Regions from separate parts of the Homo sapiens genome. Here region 2 is linked to region 1. The links are chromatin loops, found by intact Hi-C in ENCODE. Cell type or tissue: gastrocnemius medialis. All regions are shown on one strand.

The links. Peaks named below come from ENCODE experiments on the same cell type or tissue, not always from the same donor. Only the 100,000 strongest peaks of a DNase experiment are listed, where the experiment ranks them.
Region 2: a loop joins it to region 1, with 8 times the contacts of the local background. A loop is called at or near these places in 8 of 110 quality-filtered maps.

Annotation. Positions count from the first base shown.
Region 1 is chr4:25,763,522-25,771,521 of GRCh38, forward strand. It overlaps SEL1L3 (SEL1L family member 3), which reads right to left. Exons shown (of 24, transcript NM_015187.5): 18 at 4,219-4,309; 19 at 4,004-4,088; 20 at 1,805-1,914. Among named protein-coding and RNA genes, the nearest start is that of SEL1L3, 95 kb to the right of the region's middle. In gastrocnemius medialis, a CTCF peak has its summit at 4,550 (motif pointing left); no DNase peak of the experiment used is centred here.
Region 2 is chr4:25,419,228-25,427,227 of GRCh38, forward strand. It overlaps LOC105374536 (a long non-coding RNA gene), which reads left to right and starts at 5,238. Exons shown (of 4, transcript XR_925494.3): 1 at 5,238-6,278. In gastrocnemius medialis, no CTCF peak of the experiment used is centred here; no DNase peak of the experiment used is centred here.

The sequences.
Region 1 (8,000 bases):
TGTTGTACCTCCATTAAAAAAATAAAATAAAAATAGAAAAGATTGGCTGGACACAGTGACTCATGCCTGTAATCCCAGCACCTTGGGAGGCCAAGGTGGGCAGATCACTTGAGCCCAGGAATTCAAGCCCAGCCTGGGCAACATGGCAAAACCCCATCTCTACAAAAACTACAAAAATTAGCCGGACATGCACTTGTATTTCCAGCTACTTAGGAGGCTGAGGTAGGAGGATCGCTTGAGCCTGGGGGACCAAGGCTGCAGTGAGCTGAGTGTGCCACTGCATTTCAGCCTGGGTTACAGAGTGAAACCCTGTCTCAAAAAACCCCACAAAACAGCAACAACAAAAAAATCCCACCAAAGATTGATACAGGGATAAGTTTCCAGTTTTTGCTCAGTGGTCAGACTGTAAAGCACAACACCAGAAATACGTTGCAGCAGAGGGTAACAACTATCCAAACCTCCATCATGAAAATGATTCTGAGGTTCTCAAAAGAGGATTCCAAGTAGCAAATGTAGAAGGAATAAGGGAAATTGAGAATCATCGTTAGAACAGCATGGTAATAATCGTAATAGGCAAAATTCTTGCCCAAAATGTATAACCTCAATCTATTCAAGAGAAAACAGAAGACAGACCCAAATCAACAGACATTCTACAAGGTACCTAACAAGCATTCTTCAAGTATCAAGAGTCATGAAGATGAGAAAAGACTGAGGAACTGTCATAGATTGGAGAAGATTGGAAAGAAATATACAACTCAATCTAATGTGGGATCCTGGATTGAATCCTGGAACAGAAGAAGGATATTAGTGGAAAAACTGGTGAAATCTACATGAAGTCTGAAGTGTAGTTAATAATACTGTCCCAACATTAATATCTTAGTTTGACAATGGCATTGCAGTTATGTCAGATGTGAACATTAGGGGAAGCTGAATGAAGGGTATACAGAAACTCTCACCTCTTTTTGCAACTTTTCTACAAATCTAACATTATTTTCAAATAAGAAGTTTCCAAAAAAAATCACTGAGGGAAAAACTCTGTCGCTTAAGCAAAGCCCAACAGTACAAGCAAAACACTTCCTACTGTGGATGCACTGCTAATTTCTTGAGTTTCTACCTGGTGAGTGAGTTTGATGTAATTTGGTAGAAACACCCTTCTGTTTGGAGCCAAAGATCCAGGTTTAGGAGCTGGGCATTTTGCTTACCATTTGATTATTTGGTCTTGAACAGTTCATTATCTTTGATTATAAATAGGGTATAATAATCCGCACCCCCACAGGATTATGTGAGAATGGCGTGGGGGACACAGTAGGTGTTTAATAAAGGCTCACCCTTATTGTTAGTGTCCTCATAGAGTTGTTTGAGGGGCATGTGAAAATGGATGAACAATGGCTTTGTAAACTGTGTAGTGTATACACACTGAAAGGACGGTTAGGAAGAATTCTGGTTTTGCAAATTCACAAATGGATGTCACCAAGAGCTGAGTTTTTTTCTGAGACAGGGTCTTGCTCTGTCACCCAGGCTGGAGTGCAATGGTGTGATCACGGCTTGCTGCAGCCTTGACTTGACAGACTCAAGCAATCCTCCTGCTTCAGTCTCCCAAGTAGCTGGGACTACAGGCGAGCACCACCACACCCAGCTAATTTTTGTATTTTTGTAGAGATGGGGTTTCGCCATGTTGCTCAGGCTGGTCCCGAATTCCTGACCTCAAGTGACCCGCCCCCGTCGGCCTCCCAAAGGGCTGGGATTACAGGCATGAGCCACCGTGCCCGGCCAAGAGCTGGTTTTTGTTGCGGTTGCTGTTTACCTGGGAGTCTCCATCCAGGGCGGCTTGGGCGTACATCTGCACAGACAACTCCAGGTCTTGTGACTGGTTTTGGTGGCCATAGTAGTAAAGGTCTCCCATCTTCAAATATGCTGCAGGAAATAAAGCACAGATCCATTTGTCAAGTGGTTTTTTTTATACCAACATTTTAAATTATTGGCGCATTCACATGAATGCAAGTTTTTCCTATTAGTATCTGAATACAGAACATCTTTATGTTTCCCTGATGTGTCAAGAGAGAAACAAGCAAAAAGGCTTTTTGCCCAGAGCATCCCTATTTCTAGACATATTTTTTTTCTTTTTTTTCTAAATTTTTTGCGATAGGGTCTCCGCTGCCTAGGCTGGAATACAGCGGTGAGATCAGGGCTCACTGCAGCCTTGACTTCCTGGGCTCAAGTGATCCTTCCACCTCAGCCTCCCATGTAGCTGGGATTACAGGAGTGTGCCACCACGCCCGGCTAATTTTTGTATTTTTTATAGAGACGGGGTTTCACCATGTTGTCCTGGCTGCTCTCGAACTCCTGGACTCAAGCAATCCTCCCACCTCAGCCTCCCAAGGTGCTGGGATTACAGGTGTGAGCCACCGTGCCTGGACTCTAGACAGTTTCTTATTTGGCCAGGTAGCTCTCCTGAATAGCTAAATCTCAGTCTACAACCTTGCTGCCCAAATCAGCCAAGGTTGTTTTGGGTGTTTTACTTCACATCTGAAATTTTGCTGTTCATCTTTGATGTCTGTTTTTGGTAACTCTTTGCTTTAGCCATGTATTTTATTTTTCCTCTGAAGAAAAACTTGTGTTTAAGAGTATATGTATCGGCTGAGTGCCGTAGCTCACACCTGTAATTCCAGCACTTTTGGAGGCTAAGGTGTGCAGATCACTGCAGGTCAGGAGTTCAAGACCAGCCTGGCTAACATGGTGAAATCCCACCTCTACTAAAAAATACAGAAATTAGCCAGGAATGGTGGTGCGTTCCTGTAATCACATCTACTCAGGAGGCTGAGGCAGGAGAATCGCTTGAACCTGGGAGGCAGAGGTTGCAGTGAGCCGAGATAGCACCATTGCACTCCAGCCTAGGCGACACAGCAAGACTCCATCTCAAAAAAAAAAAAAAAAAGGGTGTATGTATTAGTCAATGTCCAATAAGGAAAACAGAACCCGTTTCAAGTGGTTCAAAAGAGGAATTTCATCATGGGGAAGTAGTTACTAGGATGTTGGGAGAGCTGAAAAGGCAAATGGAAAACAATAGGCAGCCCAGAGATCAGCAGTGAGAAGGCTACTATCATCCCCAGGACTTGGGGACCAGAGGGTGCCTGTGATGTTACCAGAGACCCAGAGCCTGGTGCTGAGATCAAAGAGGGTGGAGCTGCCAGGCAGGGGCTGGAACCATGGAAATGTAGCCACTGCCAGAGACACAGTCCAAAGCAGAGAGACAAAGGTAGAAGTACTTGGACTTCTTCTCCCATCCTGCAATCTTCTGCCAGTGCCTCTTATTGCCTGAAAGGAATCAGAAGCCGGTGGGTAGAGGAGTCCAGGAACTGTAGTTCCTGGAGGCCAGTCCCCCACCATGCAGAGCAGCGTAGAGGAATCCGCACAAATGACTGGCCCAGAGAATTGCTCCATAATAGCGTTCTCTTTTACATTTTCATTGACTCAGAAGAAATGTTGGGGGCCAGGTGCAGTGGCTCACGCCTGTAACCCCAGCACTTTGGGAGGCCAAGGCAGGTGGATCACCTGAGGTCAGGAGTTTGAGACCAGCCTGGCCAACATGGTGAAACCCTATGTCTACTTAAAAAATACAAAAATTAGCTGGGCGTGGTCGTGGGCACCTGAAATCCCAGCTACTCGGGCAGGAGAATCACCTGAACCTGGGAGGTGGAGGTTGCACTGAGCCCAGATCATTCCACTGCACTCCAGCCCGGGGAACAGAGTGAGACTGTCTCCAAAAATAAAAATCAAAAAATAAGAAATGTTGGGTCCAAGCACTCCACGGGACAATGGGTGAGGAGTAGTGCATTGTGTGAGGCTGAGAGCAGAGTTTAGCGATCTTAATAGCAGAGATTTTTCACTTTCTTTTCTAATTATTTAGAAATACCTCACTTCACACAAAGCTGTCAGATGTTCCCTGTTACTAAAGATTAAAAACACCTAATGCTTCAATTTTGCACCGTTTTTCTATACATACCAAAGGAAGGAGCATCGATTTGAAAAACAGAGAAATTATAGTATCTCCAAACACAGTTAACACCCAAGTATCTCCTGGCCAGGTCCTAAGGGGTAAAGGGAAGAAAAAGTTAATTCATTAATATTTCGGCCAAGTGACCAACGTTGCCTCCATAAAACCCAATTCATTATCCTTAACCTCAGAGCTTCTACTCTGAGAAGAATACATTTACTTACTGGCCTCTCCTCACAGATGTGTGCTAAATTTGTCTGTGACACTTCAATTCCAGTTTCTGCTGCTAAAACATAATACAGCAAAGCTTCATGCCTAAAAATAGATGATTAATAATAAATTTCATATAGTGGCTCTTACTAATATTCACAGAGAGCTTTACATTCAAACATAAGAGGGCACAAAATAAGCAGTTTTTTTAAAAAAACCACAAAATCGTGAGTTTTTTTAAAAATAAATATTGTTAAAAATACTGCATGCACTGATTTATTTTCTGTCTTAAAGGCTGAACTCACAGACAAGGCTGGGGAGCTAGTTGATGCAACAGCTACCTCTACTGGCTGAAGGGCATGTCGGATGTTGGCTGGGGAGTTGTCTACTAGCCTTCAGTTCTTGAATCCTTCTTGCATCCTCGCTTAGAGGAGATAAATGGTGTTAAGAAAAACCCCTGTGCTTTGGAGTCCTCTGTTTTATAAAAAGCTTTATAGGGCTTAAGATTCTGAACAAGCTTAATTAAAGCTGAGCTTTTGTTGTGCATTAGAAGTTTGGCAAAGGAAAGGCAGTTCACAAGGGAGTTGATACATCAATGGCCAAAACACGTATGAGAAAAGAAACGTTTGACACCACTAGCAATCAAATAATCCCAAAATGAGTGACCACTTTTCATCTGTTGAAAGATTGGTACAAGATTCATATTTGGAATAATGGCAAAAGCTTGGGGGAATGGACATACTCTACAACTACTGCCAGCTTGAGGGCCAATTAATTCAACGGTTCTGGAAGGACAGGCGGGAGGAGTCTTAAGAATGTACATACCATGTGGCCCTACAGTTCTCCCTTGTGGGGGTTTATTCTAAAGAAACAATCAGAGATATGTGCAAAGATTCTGTTGCCACGGAGTTCATGGTAGAGCTGTGTATATGAATAGCAACAAAAAACTGGAAACAAATGTCTGAAAATCAGAGACTAGTGAAATTAACCCATAGTGCAGCCACTTTCAGATGTGGCCATTAAAATGATGTGTGGCAGGGTATTCAAAAACATAGCAAAATATTTATGCAAAAATTTCCATTCAGTGAAAAAAAAAGCAGAGTATAAAACAATGCATCTTATTTTTGCAAAACAAAAATATAACTGAACACACACATGCACACACATATACATGCAGATACAAATAAGCAGAGAAAAAAAAAACCCTAAAAATTATCACTAAAATGCTAACAATACTTATTTCTGGGTGGTGAGAATGCAGGTAATTTTTATTCTATTCTTTTTACTTATCTGATTTCCTCAATTTTTATACGTTACCTAGCTTAAGAGTAAAACTCTATTTTATCCAGAAGTAGTTTCTTACATCTTATTTTTCATTTTAAGGAGTTGATATTAATAACTCTTTTTTAATTTTAGCTCCACCTAGGAACTGGTTTAGGAAACGGTGGGGAAAGGTTCGGTGAGGGGGAGTAAGGGAAGCAGATTCTGAAATTATCTTTTCTAAACTGCTAAAAGCAGCTTCTGGCAGGCAATCCCTTGGAGACCGAGAGGTGCTGGGGGACAAATTAGGATAGTTAGACCTTCAGTCAGACATGCTGCAGGTCACAGGCCACGTGGCTGCTGAGGGAGCCAATTCGCAGGCTCTGAGATACCTAAGGCAGCTGACCAATTAGCCATGACTCAGGCTAAAGAGGGACAAAGTCAGCTAAGCAGCATCCCTTGCAGAGGCAAGCCAGATAACAAGCCTCCAAGTGCAGCTGCAACAACGTCCCAAAGGATGCTTGGGGATTAGCTAACATAGCCTGCAAAATCTATGTTTGGCTACAAGAATCCTCAGAGCAGACCCAAGGCCCCAGACAGAGGGCATGCAAGGGAGGCCCAGCAGAAAGTCCCCCTCATTCTGACACAAGGTCCTCTTCCTAAGGTCTTAGAATTCTCAAGTTTCTTTAGAGACACTCTGGCCTGCACTGGTGTCTCAGTTTCCACCAGGGATTGATGAGGAAAGGAGACAGTGTAGACCTGCAAACCAAGGTCAAATATTGGACCAGTGCCCTCTAACCGTAACTGGCTGGGATGTGGCTCGTGTTTACTAAAATGTAACAAAATGAGGTTTTTTCTGGCCAGGCGTGTGGTTGCTCATGCCTGTAATCCCAGAACTTTGGGAGGGTGAGGCGGGAAGATCGCTTGAGCTCTGGAGTTCAAGACCAGCCTGGGCAACAGTAGAAACCCTGTCTCTACTAAAACACAAAAAAATTAGCTCGGCATGGTGGTGCATGCCTGTAATCCCAGCCACTCGGGAGGCTGAAGCAGGAGAATCGCTCGAACACGAAAGGTGGAGGTTGCAGTGAGCCGAGACTGTGCAACTGCACTGCAGCCTGGGCGATAGAGCCAGATTCTGTCTCTAAAAAAAAAGAATTTTTTCTTAACTGCAGAAACCAATAGGCTGGTTGTCAGAATGGGTGGGGGAGATGGAGGTTGATACTCTCTGCAAGAACATTCACAATGATAAGCTTTATAAAGATAATATCTTGTGTCTAAAGTGATCTGGTGGTGGGGAAGGAAGGGAGGAACAAGTTTTATAGACTTCTATCGTCCAATCATTGTGTAAACCAGGAGGAAGTGTTACAGAATTCTCAAACATTTCCATTGAGGAAACACTGAAATCCATCAGAAAGAGATGTCTAAAAAGGCATGTGAGATCCATAGAAACACTGAACAGAAATCTACCTCTGGGCCGAGCACAGTGGCTCATGCCTGTAATCCTAGCACTTTGGGAGGCCAAGGCAGGTAGATCACTTGAGGTCAGGAGTTCAAGACCAGCCTGGCCAACATTGTGAAACCCTGTCTCTGCTAAAAATATAAAAATTAGCTGGACTTGGTGGTGGGCGCCTGTAATCCCAGCTACTTGGGAGGCTGAGGCAGGAGAATCATTTGAACCCAGGAGGCGGAGGTTGCAGTGAGCCGAGATTGCACCACTGTACTCCAGCCTGGGCAACAGAGTGAGACTCTGTCTCAAAAAAAAAAAAAAAAAAAGAAAAGAAAAGAAAAGAAAAAAAAGAAAAAAAGAAATCCACCTCTATTTTTCATCTTGCACAATCAATCACCCAATGCGTGTACCACCACCATCCATGTTCACATCTACTGAGCAGTGAGCTCTAGGTGGGGGCTAGCCACTCAAGACCAGATTTCTTTAGCTTATTAAAACTTCTGAGACAATGCCTCTGCAGAAACCCTGTCCACATTTAGCCTTCCAGCACTTTGCTCTTGCTTAACTGTGTTTCAACAGCTTATTAAAACTTCTGAGACAATGCCTCTGCAGAAACCCTGACCATATTTAGCCTTCTAGCACTTTGCTCCTACTTGTGTTTCAACAGACGCTATCTGAAAGTATTAATTCCAGATATTCCTACACTTACATTCATAGAACAAACATTTACTCAGCATTTTTTAATTGCAGGAAACCCAAAGACAAGCTGCAAAACTATTGTCCTTCCTTGAATTTCCTCAAGCTTTAGAAAGTCAACCAGAGCTTCAAGCTTTATTTCCAATGCACTCAAGTAAAATTGTCCCTTAGACAGCCATTTTGACAGGGAGAGGGGAATGGGTGCAGAGAGGAAGGGATTGAGAGAAAAGAAAGAATTTAAGGACACATTTGCTATCCTCCTTTCAGACCCAGCAAATGCATTTCTAGAACTTTTATAATGATACATCTTAATAATCAATCCTTTGGCTGCTTGCTGTGAATTACAAATTTGAGTACCCCTGAGCAGTTTCTCCACAATTATATTATTTTGCA
Region 2 (8,000 bases), 340 kb before region 1:
CTGTCCCTGCATTTGAGCTCTGAGTTATTTGAATCAGCAGTGCTTAGATGTGCCCTTTTGCCTTTTCAGACTTGGTTAAGGACATATAGTAGCTGTCTGTTTGGTTGACTCCTTGAGAGTGTGAGAAATATGGGTCAACTAAATGTTATCTGGCATTAGTGCAGATAAGCTACTGTTGATTTCCTAATGCTCATTCATTCCTAAAGTACAATAGTATTCTTGTGTGACTTTCAAAGAAATTAATTTAATATATGAATTCCACTATCACTTCATCGATAATCACTTTTTAAAGCTTAAATATCTTTAGGCAGGAGGATATACTATAACCAGGTGAATGGGTAACTGCAGGGTTGCTGTGTCATTTGTCTATTTAATAGGTAGCTGTCTCTCTAGGTACTCCAGGGTACCTCTGTGAATGGAAGCCACTGTTGGGTGACATAGCATTTAGGACTGTGATCAGGAGGCTGACTATACTGATCTGTAGCCTTGCATATGATAGGCCTTAAACTCTATTAACAAATTTACGTAAATGTTTACTGACAGTTGGGCATTGTTCCTGGGGTAGTGCAGAATGTCTTGAATTAGCTTTTGTGAGCAAGAAAGGTGAACTGTGAGATGACATTACTGAAAAATTATAGGTTGTGGGTATATAGAGCATTTTTAGAAAGAATGCATTGTGCAGATTTACCATATAACATTTAAAGAGCTTTAATGGATTTTAGGAACCAATAATTAATAGCCTGTTCTTAGAAAGAACGACAGTTTCACCAGTTCTTTATTAGTTAGTAATTTGTCCTTTGTGACCTCACTGTTAGATTTATAAAGATTTTTTGATACATACACATTTGCTTTCTATGGTTCCAGCGTAGACATAAAATATGGGAGAATTGGTTTTTCAGTAATGGTTTTAATATGTATAGCAAGTAGGAACTAGAATTGTATTAAAGTGAAAAAGTTTAAATTGACATCTGAATCTCTTTTTAAGTTTTAATAAGATGCATAGAGCAGAGAATTTTATTGTATTTTTAGATATATGCTATAATTCTTGACACCACTAGACATTTTGCTTTTTTAAAAGAAAAATTTAATTTTTAATTTTTGTGGGTACATAGTAGGTATATGTATTTATGGGGCACATGAGATTTTGGTAGAGCATACAATATAGACACTTTGCTTTTAATATGTAGAGCAATTTGATCATTATACACTGGCTACTTTTAGTATGTTTAGCTGCAGATGCTGAATTTGAGCTTTGAATTTAGTGAGGAGCAAGTGAAGGGTGGGAATGTGAGGACCCTGGGAAGAGGAGCCTCCAGGTCCTGGCTCTTGTGGACCGTGGCATAAAGTGGGGTAATTGAGTGTCTCTCTCAGGGTTTGAGGACTAATGAGGGTTACTTATAGAACACTGTGGTTAGCGCATGTGAGATACCCAATAAAGACTAGCACTTCTATTTACAATATTCTATTCTGCTTTTTGCTGACATAAATTGTGTTGATTTTTTTAGAAACTTAACTAGCCTTTTTTTTTTTTTTTTTTTTGGCCAGACTTGATAGAACTATAATAGTAGTCTTTCTAATTCTCTGGCTTAGTAGGGTTTTTTGTTGTTGTTGTGTTCTTGATTTTTTTCCAATGTAAAAATTGTACACTTAGCAAAATGCTAAAATATTCTGTCTTCTTAATTTGGAACATTTGAATGTAAATGTGAAGAAAACTATTATGATATAGCCTTGAGTTTATGATGCCATAACTAGGGGAATTTATATATATTTGAGTTGATCTAAATATTTTCCCATTCTTGAGGGAAGTCCAGCAAGCAGACATGCGCTAAACACTTCTTTCTAAAGGATGCTATAATTGAAATCATGGGTTGCATTTCACCAGGAGCAAATCAGTTTCTTTGACACCTCTTTAAGTTGCAATGTTGTGGTGATTATCTACAGACTGTTTACATTTGCTAGAAGCTACAGTTGACTATCCAGCATAATATTTTTAGTCTTCACTGAGCCCAAGGAGATAGTACTTAGGATTTTATGAATTTAAGGTCACTAAAACCTTATAATATGAGAGCAAATAACATATTAGCATAGAAATGATCTCTTATGAGGAATATTCAGTTCAGAAACTCGATTATTAAATGGGTCTGGGAAATGATTTGTTAATATGGTTGATAGCCAGTGTTTACTTTCCACTTTTTTTCTTGTTCTGAGGAAATGAAAATTTCTATAACAGGATTTCTCATGAAGCACACAGTAGTACATCAGAAGTGCCAAGGCCAGTGATTAAAAATGTATGGATTTTACCCTAAGCCTACTCAATCAGAAGCTGAGGGTGAGGCCAAGACTACATTTTTAACCAACTCACTTGATCATTCTTAAACCCACCAAGGTTGAGAACCATTATTTTTCTATGAAAGCTGTGTTTTAGAAATTAGATGGTTATAATTTCTTAGTTGTAGGTTCATAAGCTGTTCCCTTGGATGCAATGAAAATTGATGTATTTTTTTTCTTTAAAAATGACCCTAACTGGTGGTTAATTACACATGCAAGTTGCTCACACTTCAATAAATCTGTTTAAATGATGGTGAGCATAATTGTACCCCAACTCCCTCTCTGCACTGCAGCATTGTAGCAATGGATCCCTTAGGGCCACATTTCAGCCCTAACAAGATTATGTTCAGCCAAGTGGGAGATAGTTGGGTATGTATGGGCTTTGCTGGTAATCAGCCATTCTAGTTCATAAATGTCACCTTTCCTCTGGTGTGTGCAGTCAGACTGAACTCACTGCTCAAGATATGAGGTGTAATGTGTAGTTATCACGGTACAGATGATAAATCTGTCCCACAACATGACTATAAGTGAAACTTATGTTTACTGGCTTATTATGTTTTAAGCAGTAAAACAAGACAAGTTTGTTGTTTGTGCTTCCTGCCATCAGATTTATGACTGAAAACTTTAGGGACTGTTTTTCTTCATTTCTGCATTCCTGATTCCTGTTACAGAGTGAATATTATTCTTTCAAGTGATATTTCTGTCCACTGTTCAGATAGTAAAACTGGGTGGAGCCCAAACTGGAGGAGTGGCCAGCTTGCTATAAATGATCCTCGTGATTGTCAGCATTTTCATGATACTGCAAAACTTTCTAACCTTGAGAATATGTTACTTCCCTTTTTCCTTTCCACCGCTTACTTTGTCCTGCCAAATTGTTGCAGGAAGAGAGATTCAAGGATTAAAAATATTTATGGGCCTGGCAGGTAGCTCACGCCTATAATCCCAACACTTTGGGAAGCCGAGGTGAGTGGATTGCTTGAGCTCAGGAGTTTCGGCAACATGGCAAACCCCGTGTCTATAAAATACAAAAATTAGCTGGGCGTGGTGGTGCATGCCTATAGTCCCAGCTACTCAGGAGGCAGAGGTGCAAGGGATTGAGCCTGGGAGGTGGAGGCTGTGGTGAGCTCTGATTGTGTCACTGCACTCCAGCCTGGGTGACAGAGACCTTGTCTCAAATAAATTATATGTATGATATATATGTGTGTGTGTGTGTGTGTGTGTGTGTGTGTGTATGTATATATGTATACATATATATATATATCCTCGTTCTCTTGGGATGGAAAGTTAAGATCTAGCGGCAGAGTGTGGATAGCAAAGGGGCTGGCTGAGACCATTGTTCTGGGGCCCTGCAAGGTGTAGGGCCCATTTTCTCCACTGGAGAAGGAGGAGACTACATGGCCCAGGTGGCAGGACACCCAAGTGACCAGTTCAATGGACACCTTTCAGGCTGGTGTAGTCAGGCATATCAGATGCTGCGGAGAAACAGCGAGATGGAAAATTGCCCATTACCTCTGAAAAGCTGCATGTCAGTTGTGACCCTGATAGAAACTTGGAGGCGTGTTGAGGACAGGAGCCCTATTGAAATGGGTGTAGAATGGATGTGAGGTGAGTCAGTGGAGGCCAAGTGGAGGCAACTCTGGAGGATTTTGCTGTGAGGGGCACAGAGATGGAGTGGTGGCAGGGGAGGGAAATGGCACCAGAGAACTTTTTTTAGAAAGATGGATGATACTAGGCATCTTTATTCGTCAATATGAGTGATCCACCAAAGAAGGAGAAATTGACCATTCTAGAGTAAAAGGAGATGCGCTGGAAGAAATCCTTGAGAAGGCTAAAAGGGCTAGGGCCCAGTGACCATTGCAGGGATCGAGCGTAGGGTGGAACATGACTTTCTTCCACCCTAATGGGAGTCTGTGGGGACAGGTGCTGGTGGGTGCAGCACCGCGTGGCAGGTGTAGCATTTTTCCCTCGGAGAGAAGTGTTCAGGTCTTTATGGAGAGTGATGAGGAGAGGAGAGGTAGAAAATAGGTGTCTCAGATTGGAAAATGAGAGAATTATGGAGTTTTAGAATCAGAGGGATAGAAATAAAGAGGCTATGACCAGAGAAGAGACATTGGCAGTCTTAGGGAGGTGGTGAAGTCTCTGATGACAGGTATAACCATGGCAGTTGGCAGCTGCTATTGGTGTGAAGGGGAAAGTCACTGGAGCCAAGTAGATTCAGAGCTGAGTGGCTGGGGTTTTGGATGGCTCATCTGTGTGGCTGGTAAAGTTGCAAAAGCAGATGGAGATGGTAACAGTGAGTTGGGTCCTGAGGTCACCCGTGAATGAGGAGGTATCAGTGGGGTATTGAGAGCAGAAGGAAAAACTGCTTCTGAGACTCTTGCTACCTTGAAAGACCCAGAGGAGGGTCAGGCACCTACCTAGTCAGTTAGTAGCAAGGCTGGGATCTAAGCCCAGGGGGACTGGACTGCCCTGGAGGAGCTCCTAACAGACACCTGTGGTTAGAAAGGACATGAGAACAGGATAAAAAGACTAAGCCAACCTGTAAGCATGGCCACTGCCTTTGAATCTCTGTCTACTGTAGGTTAGTGCTCCTCACACCTGGGAGGTAAGATTAAGGGCTCTAATGGTGGTGGACTTTTTAATTTAATTTAATTTTATTTTATTTTATTTTAGACACGATCTTGCTCTGTTACCCAGGCTTCAGGCTAAAGTGTAGTGGCATAAACATGGCTCACTGCAGACTTGATCTCCTGGGCTCAAGCAATCCTCCCGAGTAGCTCAGATTAACAGCACATGCCACCACGCCTGGCTAATTTTTTTTTTTTTTGTAATGACGGGGTCTTGCCATGTTACCCAGATTGGTTTTGAAACCCTGGGCTCAAGCAGTCCTCCCACCTCAGCCTCCCAAAGTGCTTGGACTACAGGTGTGAGCCACCATACCTGGCCTTCTTTCTTCTTTTCTTTTTAACCCCAAGGCAGGGAGAAGTGGTCATTTCCGATTATTTTAAATCTGGAACCAGTAGCAATCCCCAGGTGTTTTAGGAAGGGGGTCTTTGTGGTTGCTGTCCTGCCTAATTTTGTCTTTAGTGCACTGTTGGTTACAGACACAATTATGTGTGTGGCACAGGGAGGAGAGGGCCCAAGATGACTGCGTGGAGAGTGGGCCTGAGCAAGCGCCTGCTCAAAGTCCAGGTCAGGAGGCTGGGTGAGGCGGGATGAACTGAACAGTCAGTTTGTTGCCCTGTGAAGGTGCAGTCCAGGGCCTTCCTAGCTCTGGGCCAATGTGGTCCATATCGCCAAACCTTTCCTGGGTGGTCTGAAGATTTTCTTAAGGGGAACTAACTGCCCAGTCCAGGCACCTCTGGCCATTTGGGGAATGAGGCAGGCAAGTCTCGGCTTGGCCTCAGTTCCCAGGCCCCTAGGAATTGGCACTGGGCTTCAGCTCGCTACTTAGCAGATCCAGTAGGGCCTAGACCCAGCTGGACCTGGGAGCCTCTGGAGCTGCCAAATTGTACATGAAATTCCTGTGTGCTTGGCCGGACAAGAGGTTCATGATCGAAGGGTTACTGCCTGCACCTGCCTCTGTCCCTCCCCCAGATTTTTCCTGTCTGCATTTGGCTTTTTAAGGTTCTCCTATGCAGAATTGGCTGTGGAAGAGAAATAGCATGGGAGAGATTGCAAGGTGCTTTTTATATACATTCTCACAGAATTCTCTAAACAACTAACTCTGCAATAAAGGGATTGCTCATCTTATTTTACAGAAAAGTTGAGAGAGATTTGGTTTGACGTGTCCCAAATCACGCAGCTAGTAGGCGGAACGGCCTGGATGCAAAACAGGTGGTCTGACTCCAGATAAGAATAATTGCTAACATGATTATTTAGTAAGAGTCAGAAATCATGCCAAGAACATTCCATGGATACTTACCTAAACATCATCACAGTCCTACAAGGTAAGTGCTATTATTATTAGCATCATTTCACAGATGAAGGACTTGAGGCCAAGAGATGTTTACTAAGTTGTCCACAGGAATTACACGGGCAGCAGGGTGGGACTGGGATGGGAAACCAGGCAGTCTGGCCACAGGACCCATTCCTTCAGCCACTGCACATGTTTCCTTTCTGGGGCCTGGATCCTTTGGCCCCTCCTGCCTTGCCCATGGCTGCACTCACAGAGCTCGGTCTTCCTGCAGTGGCACAACTACTTGAGTGTCTGTGTGGCACAGGCCAGCAAGGATGGCCAGGCTTGCATTCGTGATGAGCTTTGTTTTTCTCAGAGGTCCTTCATTCATAGCCACCATCGGCTCTGCGGAAACAGGCTGTGAGGAATGATGTCTGGTAGACCTTGGACCAGAACCTGGGCTTCTGACCCCGTAGTTTAGTGTGCTTTCCTCCAAGACAGTGCTTGTACAAAGCCAGTGTTACTTATGCATCCTTTGTCACCTTAAGAGAGTTTTTTTTTTTAAGACAGTCTCACTTTGTCACCAGGCTGGAGTGCAGTGGCACAATCTCAGCTCACTACAACATCTGCCTCCTGGGTTCAAGGGATTCTTGTGCCTCAGTCTCCCAAGTAGCTGGGATTACAGGTGCCCGTGACCACACCCAGCTAATTTTTGTGTTTTTGTTAGAGATGGGGTTTCACTGTGTTGGCCAGGCTGGACACCTTAAGAGATCTCTTGTGTGTCTTCAGGCTTCGCGGAGACAGAGCTGTACTCTCCCCAGAGAGGCTACCAGCTTACCAGGCTAAAAGAAGGGAGATTTCCCACTCTGTGTGTGTGTGTGTGTGTGTGTGTGTGTGTGTGTGTGTGTGTGTGTATTTATATATGTATTAGGGTCTTACTCTGTTACCCAGGCATGATCACAGCTCACTGCAGCATCCACCTCAGCCTCCTGAGTAGCTGGGACTACAGGTGTGTGTCACTATGTCCGGCTAATTTTTTAAAAAAAATTTTTAGAGATAGGGTCTTGCTTGTTACCTAGGATGGTCTTGAACTCATGGACTCAAGCAATCCTCCCACCTTGGCCTCCCAAAGTGCTGGGATTACAAGTGAGAGCCACCACACCCAGCCTCCTACTGTATTTTTGCCATGTTTTCTGTCCCCTTTCCCAATTTTTTGGGATTATTTTGCATTTTGTTGGTCTACAGACTTCCATTGGGTAAAGCATTCAGGGGAGATGGTGTGCTTGGGGAGAGGGAGAGAAATTATCTCAAGAATGAATACATGGGTGAAACAGATGGCAAATTTGTCGTTTGCAATAGAGAAACTATTAAAAAATCAGAGAATGCTAAGTCCTGAACACTTTGAGGAATACTGTATGACTCTCTGAAATACCAGCAAAGCACACATTTGGTCCATTAATTGGGATCTAGGAACTATGATAATGCAGTGTCAAGAAAATAAGTGTTTTTATACCAAATAGAGCATCACAAGCCAAATATCCTATTTATCCATCCAAGATATAAAAGGGACTTGATGGGGTGAGACAGTCTTGGGATGGAATAGGAAATGTAATAATTTAGTTTCCATTTGAGAGATGGAAATTGAAGGAGCAAATTTACAAGTCAACTTAGCAATGCAGTTAAAACATGAGCCTTAGATCTTTCAAGTTTCTAGTCCAGTACTTTTCACTCCCTATAAAGTGTCAAAGTTATTGCAAGGGCCCATTTATGTTTA